Regions from separate parts of the Mus musculus genome. Here regions 1, 3 and 4 are each linked to region 2. The links are chromatin loops, found by intact Hi-C in ENCODE. Cell type or tissue: left cerebral cortex. All regions are shown on one strand. Links, peaks and the distances in the headings refer to the core of each region. The heading gives the core; the rest is flanking DNA.

Region 1 (8,344 bases), core at 1,464-6,463, 180 kb after region 2:
AAATTCCTCGAGTCTTCTACATTACTTCCTCCAGTTTTGAGGTAAGTTGATCACTTGGTGTGTCTGCTGTCTTATTGCCCCCTTTCCAGATAACCTGTAGTATATTAAGGATGCAGGTGTCAGAGGCGGGGTGATAAAGACATCATAGCTCCAGGCAGCTCTGTAGGAGCTCTGGAAGGAAGTAACAGCAGCTCTGCCCAACAGGGCCTTGATCCGTGTCAGTTGGGTCAGGCGGGTGCCAGGTTGGAATAAGCATTAGAATGAAGACAAAAAGCACTGTGAGGTATGGGCTTGTAAGCCCAAAATTCAAGATGCTTACGTTTGATTTAGTCTGAGAAACAAAGAGTATTCCAGGATTAGTCTGGACTGTCAACAGCAACAACAACAAAAGTAGGATTTTGGGAGCGTCTTAGGAATAATCTTTACTGGCATTTTTTATTAAAAGTAACATAGGCGCCAGTCGTGGTGGTGCATGCCTTTAATCCCAGCACTTGGGAGGCAGAGGCAGGTGGATTTCTGAGTTCGAGGCCAGCCTGGTCTACAAAGTGAGTTCCAGGACAGGCAGGGCTACACAGAGAAACCCTGTCTTGAAAAACAAAACAAAACAAAACAAAAACAAAACAAAAACAAAAACAAAAGTAACATAGGCAGTTAGGCAAGATAGCACTGACAAATTGTAATAATTTTAGTGAAGACATAGTTGCCTGTCACTTGTTTTTCATGATTTAGTGGTAGCAACATACATATTTGACAGTGAGTGGGGTAAGGATGTTTTTGTGAATAGAACATCAGCTAGTTTGCTTTGTGGATGGAAGACATCCTCTTGGTATATAAACTGTCTTTCAACAGAGTCAGCTTCTGTAAGAGGGGGAGTCTCCCCAAGTCTGCAAAGTTGGTCAGGATGATGTCAAATGTCATAAGATACAAGTTGTAAGTTACATCTAGTGTTTCATATTTGCATACCCAGCACTCAGGGAGCTAAGGTAGGAGGATTGCTTTGAGTTCTAGGCTAGCCTGGGCCACAAAGTGAGACCCTGTCCCAAGAAATGTAACCGTGGATGAAGGAGATGGGTCCTTTATTGAAACAGTTTTACATTTATTTGGTGTTGGGGGTGTTGCACATCTGCTGCAGCATGCTTGTGGCGGAGATCACAGGACAACTGGAGGAGATTAGTTCTCTCCTTCTTCTAAGTTGGTCCCAGAAATCTAACTCAGGCCCTGAGGCTTTCAGCAAGCGCCTTTTCAAACTACTTAGCCATTTCACTGATCTGTCCACCGATCCTCCAGTAAAGTTCTGCCAAGCAGTAAGAACTGAGATAGATGGCCATAACTCATATGCAGCTGTGGTGACATGGACTTGCTTGCCTAGGTCTGAGGTGGTAAAGCCTTTATCGCCAATGAGTCTAGCCTTCTTGGCATGTTCCAGGCCAGTGAAAGTCACTGTCTCAAAAACAAAACAACACAATACAAAACAAAACAAAACAGGATCTAGTGATGCCTGAAGTTCTCCTCTGGCATGCATACACACACACACACACACACACACACACACACACCCTACAGATGGTGTACATGTTTGTACACCCCAGTTATCTCAGTTCTCCTGAGACTGGTGCAGGAGGATCTGTGGTTCAAAGTCAGGTACACAGCTAGTTTTAGGCCAGCCAGGACTATATGATACCCTTTCTCAAAAAAGCCTGCTGTCAGAGAAGGAATGATCCGGCCATGGCATACCTCTATTGCTTAGAGTGGTGGCTATGGTAAGAATTGCAAGGGGGCAATTCTCTTACCTCTGAGATGTCTGCACGATCTTCTAGAATGCACTCTGTGCTTTGGGAGAGCTACTTTCCAAGGCCACAGCAGACGACCTGAAGTGCTCTCGGCGGGAACAGTGTTTCAGGCATAGTTGCAGTGGTCTTCTGTAGATGCTGTCTTGCCCTTCCACTTCCAGGGAGTAGAGAGGGGACATAGCACAGGACATGTGGATCTCAGGGGTTTGATGGATGCCATCTAACCAAGCTCTCAGTTCAGTGTGACACACGAAGATGCCAAATGTTAACCTCTGTTCTACACACACACATACACACACACACACACACACACACACAGAGGAAATATGAGAGCTATTAACAGTTGACTTCCTAATGAGCATGCACACCTGCAAGTGTGTCCATACACATACTACACAAATATGGTAGCAGTTGAAAAAAAAAACCACTTGATGTTGACCTGTTTTTGACATACACACACTCAGACATATCACACACACGCACACACACACACAAAATGCTTTTATAGTCAAATTGTTAAGGTGACCTGAATTAAAGAACATCAAACTTTGTGTAAAATCAAAGCAGAAGTGAGGGCCATTTGAGAATGTTTTGTCCACTGGGGCCAAATTCTCTTTCTTCCCTCATTTAAATCTGTAAGCCCAGCACTTGCAGATTGAGGCAGAGGTTGTAGAGTTTAAAGCCATTATACAGAATAAGACCCTGCCTCTAAAAACAAACACCAAACCCCATTCTTAATAAATCCCAACAGGGGCGGGGTAAACTTCTGGGACCTCAAAGGGAAGTGTTCTGAAATACCATAACGTTTAGCTAGATAACTAGTCCCTCAGTTCCTCAGCATTTGAATTTAATTACCTGGAAAAGGCAAAGTACTGAGCAGGTAGTTCTAGTCGCACAAATTGGTCATTTTCCTTGAGATGGGGTCTCAGTCTATAGTCTTGGCTGACCTGGATTACAGACAGGATTTTACTCTGTAGTCCAGGCTGGCTTGAACTCATGGCAATCCTTCTGCCTAAGCTGCTGAATTCTAGGATCACAGACATGGGTTATTTTACCTTTTGCAAATCTCTTAATAATGGTCTACAGTGGTGAAATTCCATAACCATTTTTTGTAAAGAAAAAAGTTGTGGTGTTAATTTTGACAGGAGATGCTGAAATGTGAGCAACTAGGATTCTCTTTCTCCTTTTTAATTCCTCAAAGTACTTGAGTTTTTTGCTCCAAATACTCAATAGACATTTTATAGCCAACCTATAGGGACTGTAATGAAGTTGGTAGCATGAGTAGGTATAGGCTCCTGACCTCTTTATAATGTTAAAAGCTTAACATAGCATGCTGTGGCTGGAATAAATGAAAGGAAAAAGGAAATATGGAGTTGGGTGTTTTGTTTTGAGACTGGGAGTCCTTCTGTAGCACAGGGTGTCTTCAAACTTGTGATTCTCCTGTCTCAGACTCACCTGTACTGGGAATCATTAAAATGGGACTTTTAATGCCCAAGCTAAAGAGCTTAGCTTCTTCTTCTGATCTGTGTTTTAAAATAAAACAAAAAACTGTGTCCACAAGAGTATAGTGAAACCAGAGTGGAGTGCTGGAGGAGTCAGTTAGACTAGGCTTAGTGAGAGAGAAGGCAAGTGGGTGGTGGGCAGGACCACAGCTCTTTAGGTCAGTAGGGTGTAGTGAACTGGTGGTCTAGGGGGTGAAAGGTTTTGATCAGCAGTGAATGCTCTTCAGGGGTGTGTACTAAATGGGTACCACAGGCAGGCGCTGGAGGGGAGAGAATACAAGGATGAACTACTTTGTCCAGCCTCAGGATCCAGGAAGTAACAAGAAGCATGACTGTAGGACTGGGGCGCAGTTGCCTCAATCTGGAGAGCTAAGACTTGAAGTGAGACGTTGAGGGGGGTGCATGGTCTGCTCTTTAGCCTGGCAGGGCTACGTAAGGTAGAGACAGCGGAGGCCCCATCGCGGTGAGGGCCCGTGGATCGCAGAGCCCAGTGGCCTCGCCACCGTAGTCCGCAGGGCCACGCGTAGGAGAGGCATGAGTCTCCCGGGATGGGAGCTCAGGTGTACTGGCTTTAGGGCCCCAACCCGGGCCACTCCGGGAACTCTGAACGGAAGCGGCCCCTCCCCGCCCTGCTGCCGGACACCCAGCCAATCAGTGCATCCCGCCAATCAGGGCGTCGGACCAATCAGTGTGCTTTCTCCGGCGGAGCCCGGCGCTTAGCTGACGCGTGAGGCCAGCCCGCGCCCCGCCGCCCTTGGGCGACGGCCCCTCCCGCGTTTGCCCGGCCCGTTAGCTGCGCGCCGCGCCTCTTGCGCGACGGCCCCTGGGCGGCGGAGGCCGTGGCGGCGGCGCGTGCGGGCGCGGCCCTGGTGCGCCCCCTGGCGGCCCGGCCGGCAAGCTGCGGGTGCGGCGCTGACCCGGAGGCGGCGGCGGCGGTGCCCGGATGGAGGCACGTCATTGTCCCCCGCCGGGCGGCTGGGCTGTGTGCGGCGGCGGCGGCGGCGGCGGCCGAGGGGGATGGAGCGAGTGCCGAGCCGGGTCAGGTAAGCTCCCGCCTCCTTCCCGCCCGCTGCAGGCCGGCGTGGGGCCGGGCCGCGTGTCCCTGGTTCGCGGCCTCAGCCGCCCCGCCGCCTTCAGCCGGCCGCGGCCCGCCGGGACTAGCGCGGCCCCTCGCCCGCCGCCCCCTCTACAGCCGCCGGGCGGCCCGGGGACCCCACGGCTGCGGGACTGGCGCTGCCGCCGCCCGGCCGGGCCAGGCCCGCAGAGCAGGAGGCGGTGGCCACGGCGGGCGGGCTCGCAGCGAAGGCAGCGCCGGGGTTGCACGGAAGGGCCGGACCCCCCTGGTTGCCATGGCCACAGCGCTCCCACCCCCACCGGCCCCAGCCCGCCCCCTCGGTCCGCTGCTCGGGCGGCCGGCAGCTACCGGGCCGCCCGGCGCGTTTGGAGCTGCCGGGGTGGGCGTGTGCACGCCGGGACAGTGTAGCCGGCGTAGCCGGCGTCCGGGGCCCGCCCGCCGCCCCCCCGCGTGGCTGCCACCTCCGGCTCCAGGGCGCCCCTCGGAGCTCCGGGCTGGCCTCCCCGCCCCCACCCCACCCCGACAAACTTTCCCACCCGGGCGCAGTCCACTAGGCTCCTCAGCAGAACACCCGAGTTGCCCACGCCGTAGCGGAGCGGACACCCGCAAGAGAGGCGGACAGCCGGGGGTGTTGGGGTGGGGGGGAGGAGCCCCGTAGCTCTTTCCCCTCCGAAAAAGCGAGTGTGCCTTCCTCCCCCAGGCTCTTTATCTTTTGGGGCACAGAGAACCAACTTACCTGGAGGAAAGGGCGGGTGGGAGGGATCAGATTCAGATGTTTGAAATGAAAATTTGACGGGACCAAAGTTTTACAATCTAGGACTTTAACCTCCCTAGAATACAGTTGAGATTACTTTTGTTGAATAGCTCTTTTATATCTGAAGGCCTTAGGACTTGCTTGTTTGTGGTTCTTTCAAGTAAATACACTCAAGTAACAAAAAGTGTCGGGGAAACTAGTTAACGCCCCTTTTACAAAGTAACAACCGGATCCAGGTTCGCACAGCTGTTTATGGAGGAGAACTTTTCTTCAAAGCATGCATTTTAAACGTTCTGCTTTTACCATGTCACTCATTCAGATGCTTAGGTCTGTGAATAATGAGTTACACTTATTTGTTTTTACTCAGGGACAGTTTCACTTTCTTTTCTGTAATCATTGATTCAAGACTACAGTAAGTACTTGGTTTGCAGAGTTTTACGGCTAATCATTCTGTTTACCAAAATACAATTAAAAACCAAGTGGTGTCTTTTTTTAAAGTTTCTTAAAACTGAAATGTTACCAGAACTTGTATAATACTGTTTATGAAGAGTTCGCATAACAGGTTTTTTTTAATGCGTTGACCTTATTTCTTCAGTGTATGTGGGGGGACACAATGTGTACATAGTGATATTCTTTCTTAAAATGAGAAAGATAAATGTAGCCTGGCATTTACTTATCGTAAAAGAGACCTAAGCAAGTAATTAGTCTTGCACATTTATTCAGCTTTGGTCCCTGGTCAGGTTTCAAAATGGACTGTTGTAACTTTGTATATCATGAAAAGGTGTTGGGACTGGCTGGGCTTTGAGTAAGTAGTTACCATTCACAGGCCGTTTTGAACACTAACTGTCAGACGCTTCACTTAGACTAAAAACAGGAGCCATATGAACCTGTCTTACACAATATAGCTGGGTTTTAAGAAAGGTTGGCTCTTATAGGTGGAGTTTAGTTTGATCCCTGGTGACTTTAAGGTGATATTCATTGGCTGAATATCCAAGTGAAGAAGATAGATGGGTTCTGTTATTCTTGCCAGAATCAAAACAATGACATATTTCTGATGACTTGAGTTGTGTTTTCCTTAATATTTATCTCCTAAGCCTATCACAGCATCTTTGCTAGAATGAGTACGGTGTTTTGTTTGGTTGGTTGTTAATCATTGTATGGAAAGGTTGCTTGTCCCAGGAAAATCAAGGGGTTTTACTATAAATGTTATTTTAAGTAAGGATAGACTAGCCTTTCCTTATTACGGAGTTTTGTCTCCTTCCCCTAACTCTCCCTCCTGTTCCTTTTTTTCCATCAATACACTGTGTGTGTGTGCACGTGTGTGTGTCTGTATGTGTATATAGAATTTCTTTTGCCTGTAGCATGAGAAATATATAAACTTTATTTGGCTAGTAGGCCCAAATTTTCTTGTGACTGAAGGTGATTTATCTTCATTTGATTAAGTATTCAAGTTATTGACTTTCTGATTTTATGTAACTGCCCCTACATTGTTAAGGTTGTAACTTCACTTGAATTAAAAATTGTAAACAAGAAGGTTGAAACTTTTAAGGAACAACTTGACTGTAAGCACCAACATGGGGACATCTGTTCACTGAAGTACACAAGGATTTTATTACCCTTTGTACTTTAAAAGGGGTGAACTTTTTAAAGGCCAAGTTTTAGAGGTACTCCCTTTAATTCAGAGGTTTTAAAGAATTAAATGAGATGCCATATATAAATCCCTAAGCACAAGCTGGTGCTACAAGCAAACACTAGTAACTTCCTGTTTGCACGATTTCATTCATTTGTTGAACACATGTTTGGAAAGCTTCCCCCATACCAGGTAGGGTGGAGTTAAGTTTTTACTACATGCTACCATGGAGATCAGCACAAGGACTTTTTAGGATTGGTTTCTTACCCAATCTTGGGGTGAAAGGTGTTGTCAAGGAAACCCTTTAGGATGGGTTTCTAAAAAGCATTGTAGAGGAATGAGTTCTAACCCTGACAGGGGAAGTGTTAACTAAGCAGAGGTAGGAGATGGAGAACATGTGAAGAATAGCTTGCAGGACCTCAGCAAGGAGCTTGGACTAAAAATGGGCCCTGTCTATGGTGGGAGTGTAACGTGCGGAGTGTTCCAGAGACTAAAGCGTGCCAAGTTCAGATGCTGGGAAGAACATAGGGAGGGCAGCTGAGCACTCCTGAAAGGTTTTCTTCAAGGTCTGACATGTAGATTTGGCTGCCTGGACATTTTGAGGACCATTCCTTAAAAGCACTTTGCTGACTTGGGTTGCATAATGGCTAGACAACGGTCCTGCTGGGTGCTGGGTGCTGGGTGCTGGGTGCTGGGTGCTGGGTGCTGGGGCTCAGTCACTGACCTTGCAGATTTTGGCTGATCTTCCAAAGGGTTATCATGAAAATTTAGCAAATAAATAAATATTCAGCAATTAATATGATACCTAGCACATCAAAAAAACTCAATTAGTAGATTTAAAAATAAGATTCAGAGATTTAAATACATATTTGTGTTCAAAGTTTGATGTTAGCAAAATTACAGGTTTAATTCTAAAAGTTGAAATACTTATAAATGCTGGACTTTTTCAGAAAAATGTATTTGCTTCACTGGTAAGACTTTTCTGTAGCTAAAATTTTTCAAAACTTCAAATTTCATACAATAGTATTTTAGACTTTCAATTAAAAATTAAAGCTAAATATTCTCTTTATGCAATTTAATTGACTTTTTTCCCTGAAAAATGGTATATGATTTAAAAATGTAATCAAATATATTAAATTGTAGACTGTTCCTAGCTTTAAGCAGTATGTATGTATGTGTATGTGTGTATATATATATATATATATATACACACATACACACACACATATATAAAATATATGTGTTTTTAGTGTATATAATTGTGTATATCATACACATATACACATATATATGTGTGTATACAAATATTATATACAATATATATATATATATGGTGTTTTTAGTGTACATAATTGTGGATTGAGGAGCCTGAGTATAACCTTGCATGGTTTGCGGGATGTGGTACAGGAAAAGGGTTTTTTGGTAGTGGTGCTGCTGCTGCTTCCAAAACAAGGTCTTTCCAAGACAGAGTCTTGTACTGAATTCTTGATCTTCCTGCCTCCACTTCCATTGCTGGGATTACAGGCATGTAACCACTAAGGCTAGGCAAGACCTCTACCACTGGAGCTACATTCCTGTTCCCACTAATGGTTT
Region 2 (5,000 bases), core at 1-5,000:
TCCCGTAAATAATCCCTCATCCATACTTCTGTCAGCATTGTCAATGCAAACACATTAATTCACCAAATTAGAGTGTGGTACGTTACGTTTTCGGTCTGTCAAGAAGCCCCCTCTCAGTAGGGAGTTGTGTGTATTGTGCTTCCCCTGGGAAAGTCTTTCACACAACTGTTAACATCAAAATAATAGGTATAGCAGTATTTGTTTTCTAATAATCCAGTAACGTTTCTGATATAAATAGCATAAATGATTACTTCTTGTTGCTTAAAACTCTTCCAAACCATGGGCTGGAGACATGGCTCAGCGGTTAAGAGCACTGACTACTCTTCCAGAGGTCCTGAGTTCAATTCCCAGCAACCACATGGTGGCTCACAACCGTCTGTAATGGGATCAGATGCCTTCCCTCTTCTGATGTGTCTGAAGACAGCTACAGTGTACTCACATATATAAAATGAATAAATTAATCTTTATAAAAAAGAAGTTTCCCAAACTTACCAATAGTAGTAGCACCAGCATCTACACTATTTTCTATCAACTCCTTCACAGCGGTGCTTAAACTGAGTACCACCTGCCCAGAACAAATTTGATGGACTGACTTCCCATCAATAGGCTTGATGGCCTTAGCACATTCTGTACTAAAACAAAACGAAACAAACCAGTCACAAAACACAAAATCGATACTTAGACAGAGCAGATACTTCAATCTTGGTAAGTGGCTGATCTGTAACTAGTTAGCCTAACCCACTCATTATATGAACACACTCATTTCACTTGCAGATATGAATGCTCGCCAATCTTTTAACACTCGTTTAATATGTATTTAAAATTGAAACTGAAAAATCTAATTATCCATGCATCTATATGGAGGAGACCTGTTGTAACCCTCAAGGGACAGATCAATAACACAGAGTTCTTTTACAACACAGAGTTCTTCATTCTTGAAAAGTTGAATAACTTTTCAACATTAGTTTTTTTGGTTTTTTTTTTACACTTTTTTTTTTTTTTGGTTTTTTGAGACAGGGTTTCTCTGTATAGCCCTGGCTGTCCTGGACTCACTCTGTAGACCAGGCTGGCCTCGAACTCAGAAATCGGCCTGCCTCTGCCTACCGAGTGCTGGGATTAAAGGCTTGTACCACCACGCCTGGCTCACAATTCTTAAAAAGTCAAAGTTTGGTGGGAAATACTGGTTGACAAAAATCATCTTCCAACTATGTAACTATTCTCATAATTGCTTTTGAAACCTGTACCCAAATCCATGCTGCCTACACTGCTCTGATGAAAGTCCTCAGAGCTCATGTTTGAGACAAGAGTTCATTCTCAGCCTCCAAATGATAGTCCCACCTCACGACCACACTCAGCGAACGGGTTAAGTCTCTTTCTGTCCTGGCTGGCCTAGGGTAATCGCCTTTTTGTCTCCAGTTTACCCTGATTGCTACCACCAGTTTTGTTCACTCTGACACAGGTTCCAAGGTAGCCCAGAGCGCCCTCAAACTCCCTATGTCGTTAAAGGTAACTATGAACTCCTGCTGAGCCTGTTCCTGCTCGGATTATAGGTGTGGCTTGATTCCCACCAATTTCTTTTTACAATTACAAATCCAGTCGAAAAAAATCTTTAGGTTTAAATTTTTAGTGGTGCTCATTGCCTATCATATGAAGTTTGAAGTCTAGCAACGACAAGGTCCCAATCTACTATCACTAATTCCCCTACGGTTTAGTCACCATAAAAATAGTTTCCCGGCTATGAAATGCCCCATAAAAGTATAACAGAACATAGGTGCATCCTTGCAGTAACAATTTTAGGGTATTTTCCATATGGTCTGACATATAGTAGACTTCCAAAAACCCTGGTGAAATAAACCAACCAACCTCTTTTCTCTTCAATCTACCTTGCACAGAACCTCGCTGGTTATCACAGCACTCGGGTGTTTGAAGTAGGAGGATCCCGAGTTCAAAGCACTACCTCAAAAAACCAAAACAAACACTTGCACTCGTTCTAACTGCAAAGGATCTCTGGGGAAATCACAAGGTTAAAATACAGACAGCAAATTTGCATTTACAAATCTGTCACCGAATGTAACTGTGCTGGCCTTCGAAGATGTGCTTCACTGCTATGATGCCGCCTGTGAACACTACACCAAACGCACAGAAGCACCTCAATATAATAAAAGTTAAAAACCCTATTGACTGCAAGATCAGCGTGAGCCTTTAAGCCTCCCTCCCCAAGTCTTCAAGAATAAAGACTCAATAAATAAACAAACAGCGGAAACGAATTTTGTCTACGGCGACTGATTTTCGTGCTGGGTTTCAAGTGCACGGCCTGTGGCGGGAGGATGCCGAGGAAATAGCTTCCTCACAGAGGACCCGGTCCAGTCCGCGAGCTTGCCCGCCTCGCGCCTCAGCCACTTCCGGTCCTTTCAAGAGACCGGGATACCGGGAACTCTATAGAATGCGCCCGGAGACCACAAGTCCAGCTCACCTCACGCCTTCGGTTTGCTCCATGGATGCAGGACTCCTCCAGTCACAGTCACCGCGGGAGAGTTGGCGCTGCCGCTCTCGGGAAAAGACGCGTCTCCTGGAACACCCATTGGTTGCTTTTGACATATGATCCGCCCCTTCCGGGCGGGCTAGCGAAGGCATGCCAAGACCTCTTTACCGGTGATTGGCCAACTCAAAGGTCAAGTTGGTGACGTTAGACCAGCCCGGCCAATGAAAGCTCGGGGACTTCATTTTCCGGAACGCCAGCAGCAGAGTCAGAAAGAAGGCGGCTGCTGTCTGAGGTGGCCTTGGGTGGCTTCTGAGCGTTCCTGTCCCTCGCCCGCTACCTTCCTTGGGTTCCCACCATGCCGATGTACCAGGTAAAGCCCTATCATGGAGGCAGCGCACCTCTGCATGTAGAGCTTCCAACCTGCATGTACCGGCTCCCCAACGTGCACAGCAAGACCACCAGCCCCGCCACCGACGCGGGCCACGTGCAGGTAGGAGCGTGCGGCCCCTGCCTGGTGCGCAGGCGCCGTTCGTGCCGCGCCGCACCCTGCCCTATCCCTCGTCCAGTCTAGCGCGCCGGCGCTGTGTCTGCCTAGGGTCCCGGTCCCTTCTGCGGCCGGGTCCGACAAAATCCTCCTAGATGAGTGCTGCTGTGGGTTCCTGTCACGATCTCCAGGCGCACAGAAAAGTGAACAACACGAAAAATGCTCATTCGGAGGAATTTTCAGAGCGATCCCAGGGTTACCATAACCCAGGTTGACGGGTTTAGTGCCCCATCCTTCCCAGTTTAACTTTTCCACAAGAGGTCCCGACTTTTACTGTAGTTATGTGTTGTTTTTTTCGCGGTTAGGTTGTGGAGGCTATCTTTAAGCTATATAATCTTGATGGTCTGGAAACATAGTATGTGTTCTGTTGTCTGGCATACTGTACAAGATTTTGTTATAACGATAGTGAGTGATCTTGTTCCTGGCCACACCCCGCTTATTTATCTGCCCGGTCCTCACTCATGGGCGCTGGAATTTATAGACTAGCTAACATAAATAGCCTGTATAGGAATGGAATTCCTGGCCCAGTGGGCAGGTTTGCCTTCCACTTTTTAAGTTCTTTTTCAAAGCGGTTATACAGGTTTAAGCTGTTACCAGCAGGATAATGGAGACATCCTAATGTAGTTTTAATTTGGATGTCTCCAGTTTCTAAGTAAGTTGAGGTCCTTTTTCGTGTTTCCTGGCCATGGGAGTGTGGGGCAGAAACAGTGCCTTTGTAGCCCAGGCTGTCCTGGGATTCTTACAGCCAAAGATAATCTTGAGCCCTTTCTCCACCAGTGGAGAAAGAGCTTCCAAGTGCTGGGGTTAGAAGTGTGTGCCTGCCTAACTCAGAACAATTATCTTACCATGCTTATCACTATTGTTTGATCTCATTTTCTTTCTTTCTTTTTTTTTTTTATTTTGGTTTTTCGAGACAGGGTTTCTCTGTGTAGCCCTGGCTGTCCTGGAACTCACTCTGTAGACCAGGCTGGCCTCAAACTCAGAAATTCACCTGCCTCTGCCTCCCACCATCTCGTTTTCTAAAGACTAAAATTTGTTAGGTCTCAAATGGCTAACTGAGGTGCCCTTTAACATATCAAAGCAGACACTGGCCCTCAGGTCCACCCAGCACCCCTCAGTCTCTACCAGTGACAGGGCCTCCTGGTTGGTTTACCCCATCCCCTACCCTGAAATCTCCAGCCCAGAACTGAGCAGGGCTTCCCTCTCCCTAGCTCCTCTGGCTGCTACATAACTAAGCCGTTTGGCTATGCCAACGTCCCAGCTCAGGCTGGCCACGTTCACTCCGGACTCTCCAGCTGTCCCTGCCTCTGCTCTCCCTTTTATCTACAATAAACTTTACCCTCCAACCTTAGGAGTTGTCGCGCTCTTCCTTTTACGTTCTTCCCCACCCCTTTCAGTTTTCTACTGATTATCTATCGCAGCCCAGATTTCCAGCAGATAGAAAATGGGGCATTTTGGATAAATACGTAAAGAGATGCCGCTGTGGGCATCTCCTGATCCTTGTCATCCCTGATTTTGCCTACACTGGGAGAGAAGTGGTTAATTCAGAACCTGGTGGTATTAACAGTTGTCCAGCTGCGGAACTATGAAAACAAGAGCAGACATGGATCAGTGGTCCGTCAGCTAGACGCCGTCTTGGCCCCATAAGTGAGCATCTGAGTTTGACCCCTGGAATCTACATGGAAGGAAAGACTCAATGCCCCTGTGCTGTCCCCTGACCTCCAGTCACATGTGCACACATAATAAATGTAGAAAAACGAAATAAAGCCTATAGCAACTGTGATTGGTTTCTTAATGCATGCCAGACTGTACTTGGCAAAGAGGATGCGTTGGTACAAAGGATGAGCTGTTGGCTCTCTGTGGAGTTACTCTCTCAGTAGTGACTGCTCCAGATGACCAAGATAGGAGAATGCCAGTGCTGCCTTAAAGCAGTGCTCAGACTTGATCACTTGCTCCAGGGAGAGGCTTCCAAAC
Region 3 (8,344 bases), core at 1,852-6,851, 90 kb before region 2:
ACTGGGACTGACTTCAAGTCCAGTCATTCTCGGCTTACTGCTTCTTGGGCTTGTTGTGCTGTTTGTCAGTGTGTGACTGTGCGGCTGTGTGAGCGCTGTAGGGAGTGCGACGGTTAATCTAGTGTCTGTTTCCCCCACAGTATTTGCAGACACTACATTTGCAGTCATGTGACCTACTTGATATTTTTGGTGGAATCAGCTTCTTCCCATTGGATAAAATGACTTACTTGAAAATCCAGTCCTTTATTAACCGAATGGAAGAAAGCCTAAGTGTAGTCAAATATACAGCATTCCTCTACAATGACCAACTTATCTGGTAAGTAGCACCCTGTGACTTGGCCTGTAGGACATGGAGGTCAGAGTAATAATAAACTGCACAGTAGCAGTGAGTGCAGTTGTCTGTCACACAGGAAATAACAGCAGGGGCATCAGCAGGAAAATTTTGAGGGGCATTGTCAAATTAGGAGGAGAATTATTTAGAGCACAGCTGGGATAATAAACAATTAAAATTACCAAGCAGAGGAGCTTAAATAAACTAGAGCCAAGACTGAGATGCCCCCCCTCAAAAAAAACAACAACAAAAAACCAAACTGAGATGTCCCAGTGGCTAGAGCCCTCGCTGTACAAGTGTGAGGATCAGAGTTCAGATCTCCAGAACCCACATAATTGCTGGGTGGGTGTGGTGGAGGAAGGCAGAGACCCTGCCTCGGTGAATAAAGGACAAGGGCAGCTGAGGATGATTCCTGGTGCTGACCAAGGGCACAGACTCCCATGCATGCATACACATGTGCACCTATATACATGCATACAAAACCATGCATACGTAAAAGACATAGCGCACGCACACACACACACACACACACACACACACACACACACATATGAAATGTGGCCAAAAAAAGGTAGAAGAAGAGAGAAGATGAAAGGAGGAAGAGGGGAGGAGGGAGCTGTTCTCAAATAGCTTAATATCCAGCAAAGAGAGTTGGGGTGATGGCTGAAGGGCCTCTTACTGCTGATGTAAAGACAGCAGAACGCTGCACACAAACACAGAGCAAGTTGACTAGAGTAAGAGTATATGTATACCCAAATGAAGTCTTCAACCTCGGGTAGCTCACTAGGCTGGCATAGCAAATGCAGTTACCCACTGGGCTGTCCTGCTGGCCCAAATGAGTGTTTTATTTTGCTTCTGGTTTTTATTTTTATTTTTCAAGATAGGGTCACACTATGTAGATCAAGTTGGTATGTTACTTGTAATCCTCCTGCCTCAGTCCCCATCCCCAGTGCTTACATGTGTCTTAAAAAGGAAGTTGTGTCTTGAACCTGATTTCGGTTTTACTTTTTCTTCCTCTTTATCATCTCAGTTACTTCTGAAAAAGAAAAATGTAACCGTCCATGTGTTCGCTTTAGAAATTCTATCAGCTCCCACCCCACGTGTTCGATGCTGCCCTGTGAGCAGCAAAGCTCAAGAACCAGTCTTCCCTTGCTGACAGAGTGTCTATGTGTCTGCTCTAGGCTCCTAGAGTACACGCTTTCATTTTTGAACATTCATCTTTATGTTATTTATGCACATAGGTCTTTTGCCTGATGAAGCTGGGCTGGCTGGCCAGTGAGCCCTAGGGTGCCCCTGCCCCCACCTCCCAGCACTTGGATTGTAGGCGTGCACTGCCACAGCTGGCTTTCAACCCACACGGGTGCTGGGGATCTACATTCAGGTCCTCGTGCTAGCATGAGCCACGTTCCCAGCCCCTGCCACATTTTAGACGTGGTCAGGACATGAGAAAGCAGAGGGTAGTATGGGAGATGCCCCGGTGCATGGTCTAGTGAAGGCATCGCACAGAAGGGCAGCAGTTGTCTGCGGGGAAGGACAGACAGCTAACATTCTAACACAATAGGCGGTGGAAGAGGGTTCTTGAAGAGTTCTCCCGGGACCTTTTGGTTTCCTTCTTTATGTCTTGTCCCAAAACAACAACAAAAACCTCTTCAAGGGTGGATGTCTGCCAGTTCCCAACACTTCTCAGTATTCCTGCCTCATTTTGAGATGAGTTTGCCTGAAACTTGTTTCTTTCTCCTTTTTGTCTACACTGAAACCTAGAGAACAAATATCCACAAATACTTCTGATGTCTATGGTCAAATTATATATCTGTAACATAGTGATATTTTCTAGAATGTGGTATTCACTGTGTAGGCTGGGACCCCAAGATGTCTTTCTAGAATGTATCATGTGGTTACCACTGTCCCCTAAGTAACCCTGAATGGATTTCAGTCTGAAAGTCAGATCTATTGGACTTAAAAAACTTAAAGTGTGTGTGTGTGTGTGTGTGTGTGTGTGTGTGTGTGTGTATGTGTGTATGTATGTACATGTGTGTGTGCACACACATCTCTCTACTCTTCATTGGTTCCAGGGATCAAACCCAGGTCACCAGTCTTGCAAAGCAAATGCCTTTACCTGCTGAGCCTTCTTGCTGGTCCTGTTGAGGCCATGCTTTGAGTCTTAGTTAAAATACAGGACTGTGGAGCAGCAGCTGCCAGTAGGTCAGCGCGCAGCGCCAGCGCTTGCTTGGTCTGGTGTGTTTCCTTCCCGCACTTCCTTCCCAGCTGGAGGGTCTGCATGTCTTGTTTTTGTTTCGTTTGAGCTCCTTGTAGCTTGAACTTTTGATCCTTCTGCCTTACCTTCCCTAGGCTGGGCTCAGGCTGTACACCAGCGTGCCCATCCTGTTTGTTTTTACTGCAGGGCTGGGGATGGGTCCCAGGGCTTCACGCTAGGCGAGCACTCTCCTGTCTTACTGTATCCCTAGCTCAGCATCTTCATACAATATAGAGACAAGAGCAAGTGTCACTCTAGAGCAGAGAAGGCAGAGGCCGTTTCCAGACTTTAACTCGTGCTTCCCTGGTGTTTCAGGAGTGGACTAGAGCAAGATGACATGAGAATTTTGTACAAATACCTCACCACCTCACTGTTCCCCAGGCACATCGAACCTGAGGTATGATTGCATTCTGTAGACACACAGTAGACCGAGGAGGGGCAGGTGGGTGTGGGAAGCTGGGCACAGGACACCTCTGAGCTGCTTTATGGTTGGTCTATGATACTCAGGGATACTTAGCTGGTATCGATTCGTCACACATGGAAGTGTGTGTCATCCTTGCTGTGCTTGCTGTGTTCAGCTGCAGTAGGAGGAACAGCTCATCAGGCAGGGAGAAAACTGGGTCTCAGATAGGGAGGGACAGGGATCCGTGAGGGCCCTAAGCCTGCAGTCTTCCTCTAGAAGTAGGTGACATTGTGAGAAGGTGCCTTATGCCTGGCATACTTGGCCACAACTGTACTTAACTCCCCAACTTTCCACAGAGAACATTAGACACCAGCATTCTTTTTTTCTTTTTTTCTTTTTTTTTTTTTTTTTTTGGTTTTTTGAGACAGGGTTTCTCTGTGTAGCCCTGGCTGTCCTGGAACTCACTTTGTAGACCAGGCTGGCCTCAAACTCAGAAATCTGCCTGCCTCTGCCTCCCAAGCGCTGGGATTAAAGGCGTGTACCACCACGCCCAGCGACACTAGCATTCTTAATTAGGCTGAAAGTGAAGTGTTCACAGCCCATACAATCATTATTTTCCCTTGCTCTGATCATTTGCAAACTCCTCTTTCACCTTCATCCCATCTTCATTCTCTAGCTTTTCAAACTTGATTTGCAACAATGGGACGTCCTCTCTGCTACACTCAGGGGTACTTGCCTGCATACACAAAGTCCTGGGTTCTAGCCTCAGCACCTCAAGAAAACAAACATTGAAAGAGAGGTTTAAGACGGGTTCCCTCCAGAACAAAGCTCTTTCCAGGCAGGTCGGACACAGCAGCCAGCAGCTGTTGAGCGCTTACTGTGCACAGTGGCTGTTCCCAGTGCCCAGCACACCTGCCGTCCTCATAACCTTAGGATGGAGTTGGTTACACTGTCTTACAGGACATCAGCACCCTGCCAAGGTGCGAGATGCGTTAGCTTCTCATTGCTGACAGGCTTCCTGAGGAAAACAGCTCAGAGCAGAAAGCCTGGTTTGCCAGTCTCAGGTTTCAGACAAAGATCGGCTGCTTGCGTGTGGCAGAGGCTGCCTACCTCGGTGGAGAAGCAGGGAGAGAGCAACCAGGATAGATCTGCCCTTCAGGGGTATGCCCCGTGCGTGACCTGCTGCCTTCAGCAGGAGCCCATCTCAACGAGTCTATTCACACTCAGCTTTGCAGTTGGCAGTGGATTTTGCCGTCCATAAACTTGGCTCCACAAGGTCCAGTGACATGTCAGCAGCACTGCCAACTCAACCAGGTCCCTCACACAGGTCACCGAGGAACACTCTAGATTCAGACCATACACCTGCCCAACAAAGATATGGCAGGGCCAGCTCTGCTCTGCCTGGTATCCAAGCCTTTCTTATAAGCACGCCCTTCAAGGAGCTACTTCCGGTGCCTGTCAGCCTTTGACAGCTTGGTGCCACAGTAGAAGATTCTGTCCGTTACTTGATGACATGCCTGAAGAACACTGTGTAAGCACAGAGCTACAACCCAGCATGGCCACATACATGTGAGATCTGTCACAGATTAGTAGTGGGCTGTGTGTTTTCATCTCTGGGTACACTGTGCATTGAAGGTATTTTGAAGTTATATGCTAAAACCAGAAGGGCACCAAACAGTTTTCAAAATTTATTTAGTTTTACATGCAGGGACTTTTGCCTGCATGCATATCTGTGTTATCATGTGTGTGCAGTGCCTTTAGAGGCCAGAAGAGGGCACTTGGATCCTGTGGGAGTAGACTTACAGGATGCTGTGAGCTGTCGGAGATGGATGCTGGATGCTGAGAATCAAACCCAGGACCTCTGGAAGGGCAGTCAGTGCTCTTATCTGCTGAGCCACTGCTCCAGCCCCTGAAACAATATGTTTTCAGCAAAAACAAAACAAGATAAGCACAAGTCTTCCAGGGAACCTGGTGTCATAGCTAAAGATACACACTCTGATCCCAGACAAGCCTGGTGTTGACGTCTGCCATCTATGTCTAAGAGCCACATCTGTGGGTGCATTTCTGTGACTCTGAGCTCCCACAGGAAGGGAATGGGAAGAAGACAGTAGTCTCCATGGGTCAGTGTGAAAAACATGAAGAGCCTTATGGAATTCAGTTATTGTAGTAGGTTGTGGGATTTAGGCTTAGATGGAGTCATATTATTATAGTCCCGGTTAAATTAGTCAGTTCTTTATGTATTTTTGTAGTATGCTTATTATCTTTTCTTTGAAAATTTCATACACGCGTGTACATACCACAGTACTTATCTGTCCACTTCCCCAGGGCTCGCCAGGCCATTCCCTTCTGGTTCATGTCCATTTTCATGATTGTCTTATTGCTCATACCTCTCCCCCTCCCATCTTTCAGCTCCTACATTCTTTACTCTCTCCCACCGTGTCCCCTGAGCCTAGATGGGGTGGCAGAAGGTTGATGGGTGACCAGGTCTGACGCCGAGCACTCGCTCAGGCACTCTGACCTGGTTAACAAGTCCCTGCCTTAAGCACTGCTCACGGTCGGAAAAGCTGCTCTGGCCAAGTCTATGGACAAACCCAGGCATTGTAAGAATGAGGTTTCCTTTATTTATTTTTTTCTGGGTGGCAAGGAATACGGGAAATAAGTTCAGCAAAATGGCTCGAGACCAACTAGCCAGTGGGAGTGCCGTTTGTCAAACTGAAAGTAAAAAAATAAAATGTGATTGTTGTCAATATTCATTTTGTTTGCAGTTGGCGGGAAGGGACTCCCCAGTCAGGGCAGAGATGCCTGGGAATCTTCAGCACTATGGAAGGTAGGATGCCCGTGGCTCGGCTCACAGCGCTGGGCCTCGCCACTCTTCTGTAAAGATAAAGATGGCACTGGGTCGCCCTGTTGAGCAACGATCCGAAAGGGAGCTCTCGTTCCCAGGGACATCACACTGTCGCTTTACGGAACTCTGATCTGCTGTTTATCAAATGGCGTCTAGCATCAGCAGAACATTGATAGCCCTTGACTGGGAATGCGTTTTGTTATGTTATGTTTACCTCATTGAGTTGAGTCATCTCTGTGTTTACTTTTAAGATTTCTTACTGGACCCTTGAACCTTAATGATCCAGAAGCAAAATGCAGATTCCCCAAAATTTTTGTAAATACAGATGACACGTATGAAGAGCTCCATTTAATTGTTTATAAGGTAATGATTGTTTTCCTCCGGTGTTACAGATGAAGGCTAAGGCACACCTCCTAAATATTTCTTGGGACAGGTGTTACAAGTTCTGATTTGTGTAAAACTCAAAAAGGGTGTTCTTCTGCAGCAGGAAGTTGCCTTTCAACCTTTTTAGGCAATTTTGCTACTAGTGAAAGAAGTCCTGTCTAGGGTGGGATTCAAGTGTCCAGAGTCCGAGGGCCACACCCAAGGCGTGAGAGGGCCTGCCTCAGAGCACAGATGCATGGGTCGCACTTGAGCGAGCTGTGCTTCTGTGTTGTCTCACGGTGCCTGTAAGAATGGGTATCTATGTGTGGGCTTAGCTCCCTTTTCATTCGGGGGGGAGGCTACTGTTCACGCAGTCTGACCTTCAACTTCTGTGTCCTAGTAGCTGGGACTGCAAATGTGTGCCACCATGCTTGGGTAGTATTTCTTCCTCCCCCCCTCCCTCCTCTCCTCACTCCCTCGCCATTTCTCTTAAGGCAGTTGTGGTACACAAAAGAAATAGGTTTTAATTCAAAGGCTTAGAAACTATGTTTCAGGAAAGCAGAAAGGATGTCACAGTCTGTGGGAATCCTTTGACTGTGTGGAGAGTAGACTGATTAAAAGCAATGCCTGAGAGAAATCTGAGAGTAGAGAAGGCTGCAGCCTAGGCTATGAGGAGACAGGGCTGAGGCGGTGACCACCCATTCTTCAGAGCACACAGAAACCCCCAACTCAGAGCGGCCAGCAGCCAGGTGTGGGGAGTGGCTGTGGAAAGAGGGAATACGGGGATGTTGTCCCCCTCTTCCTGTCCTTGCACACAGACAAGCCTGCAGCTGAGCCTGTGGGGCAGGGTGAAGCCTGAGCGTGTTTAACAGCAAGTGACGAGGCCAGAGAGACCAGGGAGTGAGCCTCCGTACCTGAGAAGCAGGCCGGCTCTTCCTTGAGTTCCACCTGCCTGGCCTGACTGCCTCCCTCAGCCCGTATGATGTATAAACCCACCTCCCTCAGCAGCATAAGGCTCTCTTGTGCTCACGTGTGACAGAACCAAACCAAACCAGACCAAAGCATCAGAACCCTACGAGTGCTGAAAGGGAGGGGACGGACTCTGGGACAGATGAGTGTTTAAAAAGAATTATGCACATGGAGCCGGGCCAGAGAGGTGGCTCAGCTGTATGAGCACTGACAGAGGACCTCAGTGTGACTTCCAGCACCCAGCTAGGGCAGCTCACAACTGTCTCTAACTCCAGCTCCAGGGGATCTGACATCCTCTTCTGACGTCTGTAGGCCTCAGGTACATGTGTAGCGCATAGGCATACGTGCAGGCACCATCAGTAAAAGTAGTGTGCATTAGAGGAGTTGTGTGCATTCAGGTGAAGCAGGGTGGTGTGAGAGGGCCCAAGTAGGCCAAGTAATGGCTCCTGCCTATGGCCAGAGCACTCAGGAGGTCGAGGCAGGGATGTCAGAAGTTTGAGGTCAGCTCAGCATTTAGAGTGGGAGTGCCCCCACCTCCACCCCACCACATTACAGTAACCTCAGTTTAATTGAAACTTAAATTTTTTTTGTATTGTGGGTGGGTGTGGTGGTACACGCCTTTGATTCCAGCACCAGGGAGGCAGAGGCAGGTGAATCTAGGCCATCCTGGTCTACATATGAGTTCCAAGCTCTAGCCAGAGCTACACAGTAAGACCCTGTCTCAAAAACATTGTGATAAGATAAACACTATTAAGTTAGCACTATCTCTTTCAAGAATTCTGTCCTTTCCTTGAAAATGCAGTGTGTGTGTGTGTGTGTGTGTGTGTGTGTGTGTGTAACATGCACATCTTAGTTAGAGTTTCTATTGCTGTCTTAAAACACAATGACCGGGGACTGGAGAGATGGATCAACGGTTATAAGCACTGACTGCTCTTCCTAAGATCCTGAGTTCAATTCCCAGCAACCACATGGTGGCTCACAACCATCTGTAATGGGATCTGACGCCCTCCTCTGCTGTGTCTGAGGACAGCTACAGTGTACTCACATATAACAATAAATAAATCTTTGGAGCAAACAGGGCCAGAGCGAGTAGAGATCCTGAGTTCAATACCCAGCAACCACATGATGGCTCACAACCATCTGTACAGCTACAGTATACTCATATACACAAATAAATAT
Region 4 (8,344 bases), core at 3,114-8,113, 65 kb before region 2:
AGCACACGCGTGGCGTGTAGCTGGGGTGCACAATGCCGGGAATGTGGGTCAGTGACACAGTGGAAGAAAATCCCCAGTGCTGTGCTCACACAGCAGCACAAGGTGAGCTGAGGGGAGGGGGGAGGGGGAGGGGGAGGGGAGTAAGGAGGAGGAGGAGGTGGAGGAGGAAGAAGGGGTGGGGGAAGAGGGAGAGGTAGCGGGGGAGGGGGAGGGGGAGTAAGGAGGAGGGGGAAGAGGGAGAGGTATCGGGGGAGGGGGAGGGGGGAAGAGGCTGGAAGCCTATGAAAACTATAGGAGTGAGGAGAGAAAACCCTTGAAGTCCTCCTTCCCTGGGAAAGAGGAAAGGTGATGGCCACTGGACTCTGAGGTATTGAATACAAGTATTAGATGTTTTACTTAAAGACCTAAATGGAAGAGGGCCTGGTGATGTAGCTCAGTCAGTAGAGTGCTTGTCTGGCATGCACAAAGGTGCCCTGGGTTGGATCCCCAGGGCCACATAAAGAGGTGCAGTGGCAGATTATCCTAGCACTTGAGAGACGAGGCAGGAAGGATCAGAAATTCTGCCATCCTTAGCAACCTGTCAAGTGTGAAGCCAGCCTGGGAGACTTGAACCCTTTCTCAAGAAACAAACAAGGAGTGGGGTAAGGAGGTGTGTATACCCTTAATCCAGGAGGCAAAAGCAGGCAGATCTCTGTGAGCTTGAGGCCAGCCTTGTCTACAGAGTGAGTTCCAGGCCAGCCTGGGCTGCATGGTTGGAGGGTGTCCTGGAGCTGGAATGGGATGAGACTACGGCTAGGGAGAAGAGCTGGCTGCAGCCCTGTGCTGAGAGGGAGGGAGCATGTCAGCCTGAGGAGGCTGGGAGCCCGCTGGACCGCTTCTGTAGGCTGGTGCTACATTAGTGCTCTAGTGCCAGTGCCCTGTCTGCTGGGACAGTGCTTGCCCAGTTCATGTGAAGCTCAAGGTCCAATCCTGAGTATTGCCCCTGTTCCCCAACGCCACAGGATGTCCCACAGACCGTAAGTGAAGACGCTCACCCTGTGGAGACATAAACACCAGGCCTCTTCCTTGAGTCTTGAAGTTCATTTTGGAGACTTTGTCCTCACTCAGCGACTTCTTGAGCTTGGGCTTTTTCAAAACACGAGGGAACCGTTACTCTGCAGCATCCTACACTAAAGCTAGTCCACGCGGTGAGCATGCAGGGGATGGCTAACGGGGTTTCCTTTTTCACTTTTGTTGTGTTTAAAGTCAGTGTCTCAGGCTAGCCCCAAGCCTGCAGTTCTTCTGTCTTGGTGTGCAAGGTGCTGGGCTCACAGCTATGCACCAACATGCCCTGTATTGTCTTGGAAGTGTTTTGGTTTCATTTCTTTGCTCTCTCTGTATAGCCCAGGCTGGCCCCCAGCACAATACTATATAGCCCAGGCTGGAGTGAGGCTATTTTTACTTTTGTGTTGAACTAATTTAACTTTTATCATTTTGAGGCAGAGTCTCAGTATGTAGCCTTGGCTGTCCTGGAAATCTCTATGTAGACCAGGATGTACCTGAATTCACAAAGATCCACCTTCCTCTGCCTCCCAGGTGCTGGGATGGAAGGCGTGCACCACCACCACATCCTCTTCTTCTTTTTAAATTATATAGTATCTTATTTGGGCTTGTGGCTGTAGCCTAAGATGAAGTGCCTCAATCTGGCACTGGCCTACTTTTTGGCAGAGTTTTGAGATGGCACTGGGCATCACATGGTGAGGAACGAGGGGCTAATCTGACTATTTTCTCCACTGAATAAAACACTGCTGTTTGGGGCCAGAGAGCTGGCTCAGGGGTCAGGGCACTGCTGCTCTTCCAGAGACCTGAGCTCAGTGCTGAGTATTCCTGTGAGCTGCAGAGCGTCCAGCGCCTTCTTCTGGCCTCTGCGGACACCCGCACTCTTATATGCACACCCAGACAGAATTTAAAATAAAACTGCGTTTCTGGGGCTGGGCATGGTGGCGCATGCCTTTAATCCCAGCACTCGGGAGGCAGAGGCAGGCGGATTTCTGAGTTCAAGGCCAGCCTGGTCTACAAAGTGAGCTCCAGGACAGCCAGGGCTACACAGAGAAACCCTGTCTCAAAAAACCAAAAAAAAAAAAAAAAAAAAACCCAAAAAACCAAACAAAACAAAAAAAAAAAACTGCGTTTCTGAGGAGCTGGAACGTTAGAAGAGCGCTTGCTGCTCTTTCAAAAGACCCAGGCTTGACTCTTAGCAAACACATGGCAGCTCATAACCATTTACAACTCCAGTCCTAGGGGACCCGATGCTTTTCTGGCTTCTGTGGGCACCAAGACTATGCAAATATACATGCAGGCAAAACATTCCTATACATAAAAATGAATAAAAACTGCAGTCTGGGCAGGTACATGCTCATACCCCCGGCATTCGGGAGGTAGAGGCAGAAAAAGCAAGACTTTATGGCCCTCCTTTCTTACATAGGGAACTTGAGGCCACCCTGGAGGAAGAGTGGTGCTCTACAGCGTTTACCTGACTCAGCTTCTCTCCACCATCACTATTAGCACTCTTAGTGTTCCGTATCTGCAGACACCAGACAACCTTGACCTCCCTATGCTTTTTAAAATTTAGTATGTGTGTGTGTGTGCACGTGTGTGTGTGTGTGTGTGTGTGTGTGTGTGTGTGTATAGTGGGTATGTATGGTGTGTCTATGTGTGTGTATTCATGTGTGTATGGTATGTGTATATGTGTGTGTGATGTATGTATGAGTGTGTATGTGTGTGTATAATGTATGTATGTGTGAGTGTGTATGTGTGTGTGTATGGTGTGAGTGTATGTGTGTGTGTGATGTATGTATGTATGTGTGAGTATGTATGTGTGAGTGTGTATGTGTGTGTATATGAGTGTGTGTGTGTGTGTGTGTGTGTGTGTGTGTGTGTGAAGTTCAGGAGACATGTGGGAATCTGTTCTCTCCTTGCACCGTGCGGGACCCTTGGGTGACTCAGGTAGCCCAGCTTGTCGGCAGCACTTTCTCTGCTGAGTGTCCCTGAGCCAGAGTTGTAATGACTTCATGCATGTGTAGCCCACATACTTCTGTATCCATCTGGAATTCACCCTTGCACTGCAGTCTTGTCTCCAGCATGGCTACCTGCTGTCACTACTTCCATGTTTTAGTACAGACTTGGAACATTTTCATAATCAAGTGGTAAATTTTACGCCATGACCTCAACTTTGAAGATTCTCATCTTCAACACTGCACTAAACAGCAACTCCTTATTCTCCCAGTTGCTCAAAGCCAAAACTCCAGACTCTTTCATTCCCAAGCTCCTTGGTCCCAAACCCTTCTCCCCATCCTCAGTCCTAGCCACTGTCACCTCTGACCATGACGCTTCTGCGAGTTTCATAACTGGTTTGTCAACAGAGAAGCCAGACAGTCTGCTAAAAGATGCTGTACTCAGCTGGCTTCCTACCCCATCTCGTTCCACATACTTGTCAAGTACAATGGGGTTAAGTTCACAATGACAGGGACAGATTCTAGACTCCAACTGCTTAGGTACAAGCCCCACCGCTTGCAGGGTTTGTGGCCACAGGCAACAATGTAACCTTCTTGAAATTCATAGGGGCTTCTAAGTGAGTTGACCCCTAGAAAGTGCTGGGCCTGGTGGAGCCCTAAAAATGAGGGCTGTTGCTATTCTCCCACTCCACTCCTCATTCAACACCAGACTGTGAGGTCAGCGGGAAGTGAAATGACTGTCCAGGGCTGTCCTCGAAACACAGGAGAGGGTTCCTCACATCATGGCCACTGGGCAGCGGCCACTGATGCTGTAAATACTGACCTCTGACTGCCTGATTTTACCATCAGGCAGAGCGCCTATCTTGTCTAAGGACGACTTGGTGCTGCTGAAGTGGACTTCGGAGTCATGGCTTGTGATTGCACTCGGGCTCCTGTGGATGCTCTGAGAGAGGAGAAGCGTGTGAGTTAGTTCCTGGTTTCCCTGGACGTGTGCATATGCATACACATCCCACCTTTGAGTGAGGTGTCACTGATGTACCATGAGCCCGCTGTGAGCATGTGTTCACACCCAGCAACTATCACCTCAGACCACACCGGGAGCACACTCACCACGCCCAACTTCCCTGACCTCACTCAGCAGTCCCTCCCTCTCCCCGTTCCCAGGCAACGCACCATCTGCATTCTACCACCACACTTTGTATCCTCTATGTGTAATTTTACATAAATGTGACCATGCGTTATGCGCTCCCTTCCTTTTGAGGCATCATCTCATGTAGCCCAGGCTGCTCTTACACTCAATACACAGCAGAGAAGGACCCTGAACTCCTGACCCCCCTGCCTCTGCCTCCTGATCGCTGGGACCACCACAGTCCTGCACCACCGGGCTTGAACCGGGCTACCCGGGCTTCGTGCATGCTCACATTTACCTGGTTTGCTTTTTCCCTATCAGTTTTTGCATGTGCTTTAAAGTCCCATCCTAACACAAATAGCTAATGGGACGTTCTCCTTTTCCATGGCTTACCACTTTATCACTGTTAGGCAAGGTCACTGTTATCATTGTTAGACTGTGTCCCTGGTGTGATGGTTCGGATATTAGCTTGGTTCCCCAGTTACTGAGAGGGGATTATGCCATCTCAGCTATAGTCAACTACTGCTCTGCTGATGGTTTGTGTGGATGGCGCTTACGTTTACAGACGGCTCATCGAAGCCACCTGACAGGGTTGATGTGCACCTCTGTCTGTGATCAACTACGTCTGCTTCACAAGGTTTATTTCTGAGTGTGTGTGTCTATGTGTATGCCCGTGCATGCGTGTGCACTGCCTGTGCAGCCCAGAGAGAGCTGGATCCCCTGGAACTGGAGTTCTTAGGTGGCTGGGAGCTGAGAACCTGGATCCTCTGCAAGAACGGCAAACACCTTTTTTTTTCCCCTTTGCGAGTCTCACAGCATGCACCCCCGTCCCGCTCATCTCCCTGTTCCTCTCACATCCACCCTCTGCTCTTGCAACCTCCCCCAGTGAAACAACACAAACACAAACAACAACACAAACACAAACAACAACACAAACACAAACAACACAAACACAAACAACACAAACACCACAAACACAAACAACACAAAGAAAGCATGGAAAACATCTCATGGAAGCTGCAGTGTGCCACAGCGTGTCCCACAGTAGAACCCTCTGTCCACACATCCTCACTTGTGAATGTTCAATGCAACGAGTCATTTCTTCTGGCTCTAGATCTCTGGCTTCTGTGACATCATCAGTATTGGACTCCTCCCAGTTATCCTGTTGTTGGCCTGTGTCATGAGATCCTGCATCTTTGAATTAGCAGGACTGGGGACTGGCCCTTTCACAGGTTCCAGCCATGGGCAGATGATGTAGATATTGGGGTGGGTCAACTAAAAAGCCCTAGATCTGGGCCTGGGTGGTAACTGAGCCGGTCAGCCTGCCAGCTCTCCCTTGTCTGCACCACCAGGGGGAGCTCTTGAGCAATGCTCCAGCCAGGCCACCTTGTACTGCCAGCAACAAGAGGCAGTGCTCCAGTGCTCTCACCCTTGGGGCCAGCTGGCCAGTGTCCCCTCCACCAGCACTCTATAGTGCTGCCCAGATGGAGGTGCAGGGCCTGCTTCCCAAGGAAACGAATACCCCTAACCTCTCTCTGAGTCATTTTCTCAGCCCCTGGACTGAGGGTTTTGGGTTTTTTTTTTTTTTTTTTTTTTTTGGTTGGTTGGTTGGTTTGGTTTTGGTTTTTTGAAATAGGGTGTGGTGGTTTGTATATGCTTGGTCCAGGGAGTGGTACTATTTGGAGGTGTGGCCTTGTTGGAGTGGGTGTGTTACTGTGGGTGTGGCACACATCCTAGCTGCCTGGAAGCCAGTATTCTACCAGCAGCCTTCAGATGTAGATCTCTCAGTACCTCCTGCACCATGCCTGCCTAGACACTGCCATGTTCCTGCCTTGACGATAATTGACTGAACCTCTGAACCTGTAAGCCAGCCCCAATTAAATGTCCTTATAAGAGTTGCTGCCAGGCAGTGGTGGCGCACAGCTTTAATCCCAGCACTTGGGAGGCAGAGGCAGGCGGATTTCTGAGTTCGAGGCCAGTCTGGTCTACAGAGTGAGTTCCAGGACAGCCAGGGCTATACAGAGAAACCCTGCCTCGAAAAACAAAACAAAACAAAACAAAAAACAAAACAAAACAAAAAGAGTTGCCTTGGTCTTGGTGTCTGTTCACAGCAGTAAACCCTAAGACAGGGTTTCTCTGTTTAGCTCTGGCTATCCTGGAGCTTACTCCGTAGACCAGGCTGGCCTTGAAGTCACAGAGATCTGCCTGACTCTACCTCCTGAGTTCTGGGAGTCAAGGCATGTGCCACCAGTGTCTGGCTGAGTATTTGTTTTTTTAACTCTGGTGGTGGACGCCATGCAGGAAGAGCTGCAGGAGGCAAGTGAGCTCCCTGGAGATGACCCACCATCCGGCTCAGCTGTGACGGGTGAGCTCTGTGCGGCACAGCCCCAGAGCCTTCATCCCCGGAGTGCTTCCTGCTATTGATGTGCTTTCTCCTGTTTGTCACTGCCACACTCCTCATTCTTTTGGCTTGTGTGAGTGGACACCCGGAGACCCTCACTGCCTGTAGCCTCCTGTGATTACTTCCTGGGCGATAGCCCACTCTGTTGGGCGAGTTTCTTGCAGATCAACATGAAGATGAAAGTTCTTAAGATAATGCAGTCTAGATGAATTAAGGATTTTATAGAATTTCTGACTTAAGTAGTTTTAGGAAGTTAGTTTGATTTTAATAAATTTGGGGTATTAGGGCAGTTGATAGAAAATATAGTTAGGAAATTAGGAGAGGTGACAAAGTTTTAAGTTGGAGTTAAGAATAGAGTGCGTCCTTCCCTGATAGGACAGCAAAAGCTGCTTGAGTCGGAGAAAGAAGCGCAGTGATCGTCCATGTATTACAGGATGGAAGAAAGGAAGGAAGGAAGGAAGGAAGGAAGGAAGGAAGGAAGGAGGGAGGGAGGGAGGGAGGGAGGGAGGGAGGGGGGGAGGGAGGGAGGGAGGGAGGAAGGAAGGCAGGCAGGCTATGCTCAGGACAAGCTGATGGTAGTGGGTGTCCATGCATCACAGGCACTAATCAGGAGGAAGGAAGACTACGCTCGTGACAAGCTGGTGGTCAAAGCGAGCACACACTCTGAGTTAGGCCTGAGTTGTTTGACCCTGAGATCTTGGGATGAGGTGACATGTTTCAGTGTGCACCAGGAAATGATGAGGTTGCAATAAAGAGCAAAGAACTCTGAGTATAAGAACAGGCAACAGGTGATTAGCCAGCCTCTGGGATCAGAACTGGAAAAATAAGATGGAAGATGGAAAGGTGACCCTCTCCTTAGTACAGGCTGTTGTCAGTCAGGCACAGGGGAAACTGGCTGCTAAGACTTGGCCTGCTTGTTCTTCGTTAATCAATGACTAAAAAAATTACTGCTTTGAGGTCAAAATGAGCTTTTGGAAAGAAAGATAAGAAACGTTTAGTTAGACATATGTTTCATATAAGAAATATGTAACCAATATCCTGTTCTAAGTTCCTTTTGTGTAATGATTTTAATCTGTTTTTGTGGTGACTGTCTTTGGAAAATGTGTAGCTTGTAGCTTTGAGGTAATTTTCTTCCTAATAGAAAAAACTTTGTCTTAAGGGGTATAAAAAGGGGTGAAGAGAAGAAATAGATGCTGGAGCCTGTCTTTGTTTCAACCATTCTGTGTGTGTGTGTGTGTGTGTGTATGTGTATATGTGTATGTATATATGTGTGTGTATATGTGTGTGTATGTGTGTGTATGTATGTATATACATGTGTGTCTGTGTGTGTGTCTGTGAATGTGTGTGTATGTATATGTATATGTGTGTGTGTGTATGTATGTATGTGTGTATGTATGTATGTGTGTGTATATATATATGTATGTGTGTGTATGTATATATGTGTGTGTATGCATGTATATATGCATGTGTGTGTGTGTGTGTGTGTATATATTTCCCTTCTCTCTAACTGCTGGCTTCTGTAGGCAGTAGCCTCCTTCTGCACCTGGAGAGAACCCCTTCCCCCGTCAGCTGCTATCAGCACCGGCCCCCACGGGCTGCCTCCCCCAGTTTACCTTGTGGTGTCAAAGCTGATCTCTGACACTTGGCTTTATCTCCTTTACCCTGGCTTATTAACTCCCTCTGTCTCTAACACAGCTCACTGGAATCAGAGTGGTTTGCAGTAAGGTTCTTTTAATTTGGCAAATCTACCTTCAAGGGATATCATTGCCACTTAGAGTGATAGAACTTTAATAACTCTTCCATTTTACATGTACATTTGTA

Evidence for each region. A loop is a pair of places that touch in the nucleus more often than their neighbours do. Peaks named below come from ENCODE experiments on the same cell type or tissue, not always from the same donor. Only the 100,000 strongest peaks of a DNase experiment are listed, where the experiment ranks them.
Region 1: it touches region 2 in a loop (3-fold over the local background); 14 of 42 quality-filtered maps call a loop at or near these places.
Region 3: a loop joins it to region 2, with 3 times the contacts of the local background. A loop is called at or near these places in 3 of 42 quality-filtered maps.
Region 4: it touches region 2 in a loop (2.5-fold over the local background); 3 of 42 quality-filtered maps call a loop at or near these places.

The regions. Positions count from the first base shown.
Region 1 is chr5:143,728,154-143,736,497 of GRCm38, reverse strand. It overlaps Usp42 (ubiquitin specific peptidase 42), which reads left to right and starts at 4,218. Exons shown (of 18, transcript NM_029749.2): 1 at 4,218-4,335. Gm38737 (a long non-coding RNA gene) reads right to left here and starts at 4,043. Exons shown (of 3, transcript XR_868672.3): 1 at 2,646-4,043; 2 at 1,791-1,944; 3 at 1,067-1,440. In left cerebral cortex, for the core only: a CTCF peak has its summit at 4,207 (motif pointing left); a DNase peak (open chromatin) is centred at 4,022; H3K4me3 peaks cover 2,337 bases; H3K27ac peaks cover 696 bases.
Region 2 is chr5:143,907,553-143,912,552 of GRCm38, reverse strand. It overlaps Aimp2 (aminoacyl tRNA synthetase complex-interacting multifunctional protein 2), which reads left to right and starts at 2,714. Exons shown (of 4, transcript NM_001172146.1): 1 at 2,714-2,972. The coding sequence starts at 2,838. Pms2 (PMS1 homolog2, mismatch repair system component) reads right to left here and starts at 2,552. Exons shown (of 15, transcript NM_008886.2): 1 at 2,474-2,552; 2 at 493-632. The coding sequence starts at 2,496. In left cerebral cortex, for the core only: no CTCF peak of the experiment used is centred there; DNase peaks (open chromatin) are centred at 2,652 and 2,956; H3K4me3 peaks cover 2,211 bases; H3K27ac peaks cover 895 bases.
Region 3 is chr5:143,996,015-144,004,358 of GRCm38, reverse strand. Ccz1 (CCZ1 vacuolar protein trafficking and biogenesis associated) reads left to right here. Exons shown (of 15, transcript NM_177682.3): 7 at 141-316; 8 at 2,901-2,982; 9 at 5,754-5,815; 10 at 6,085-6,196. Among named protein-coding and RNA genes, the nearest start is that of Gm24311, 14 kb to the left of the region's middle. In left cerebral cortex, for the core only: a CTCF peak has its summit at 4,747 (motif pointing right); a DNase peak (open chromatin) is centred at 3,123.
Region 4 is chr5:143,972,639-143,980,982 of GRCm38, reverse strand. LOC115486439 reads right to left here and starts at 5,647. Exons shown (of 5, transcript XM_030254972.1): 1 at 5,195-5,647; 2 at 3,817-3,936; 3 at 1,035-1,125. The coding sequence starts at 5,221. It overlaps Gm17135 (a long non-coding RNA gene), which reads left to right and starts at 9. Exons shown (of 3, transcript XR_001785016.2): 1 at 9-102. It also overlaps a transcript of Pms2 not described here. In left cerebral cortex, for the core only: a CTCF peak has its summit at 5,466 (motif pointing right); DNase peaks (open chromatin) are centred at 4,128, 5,452 and 5,854.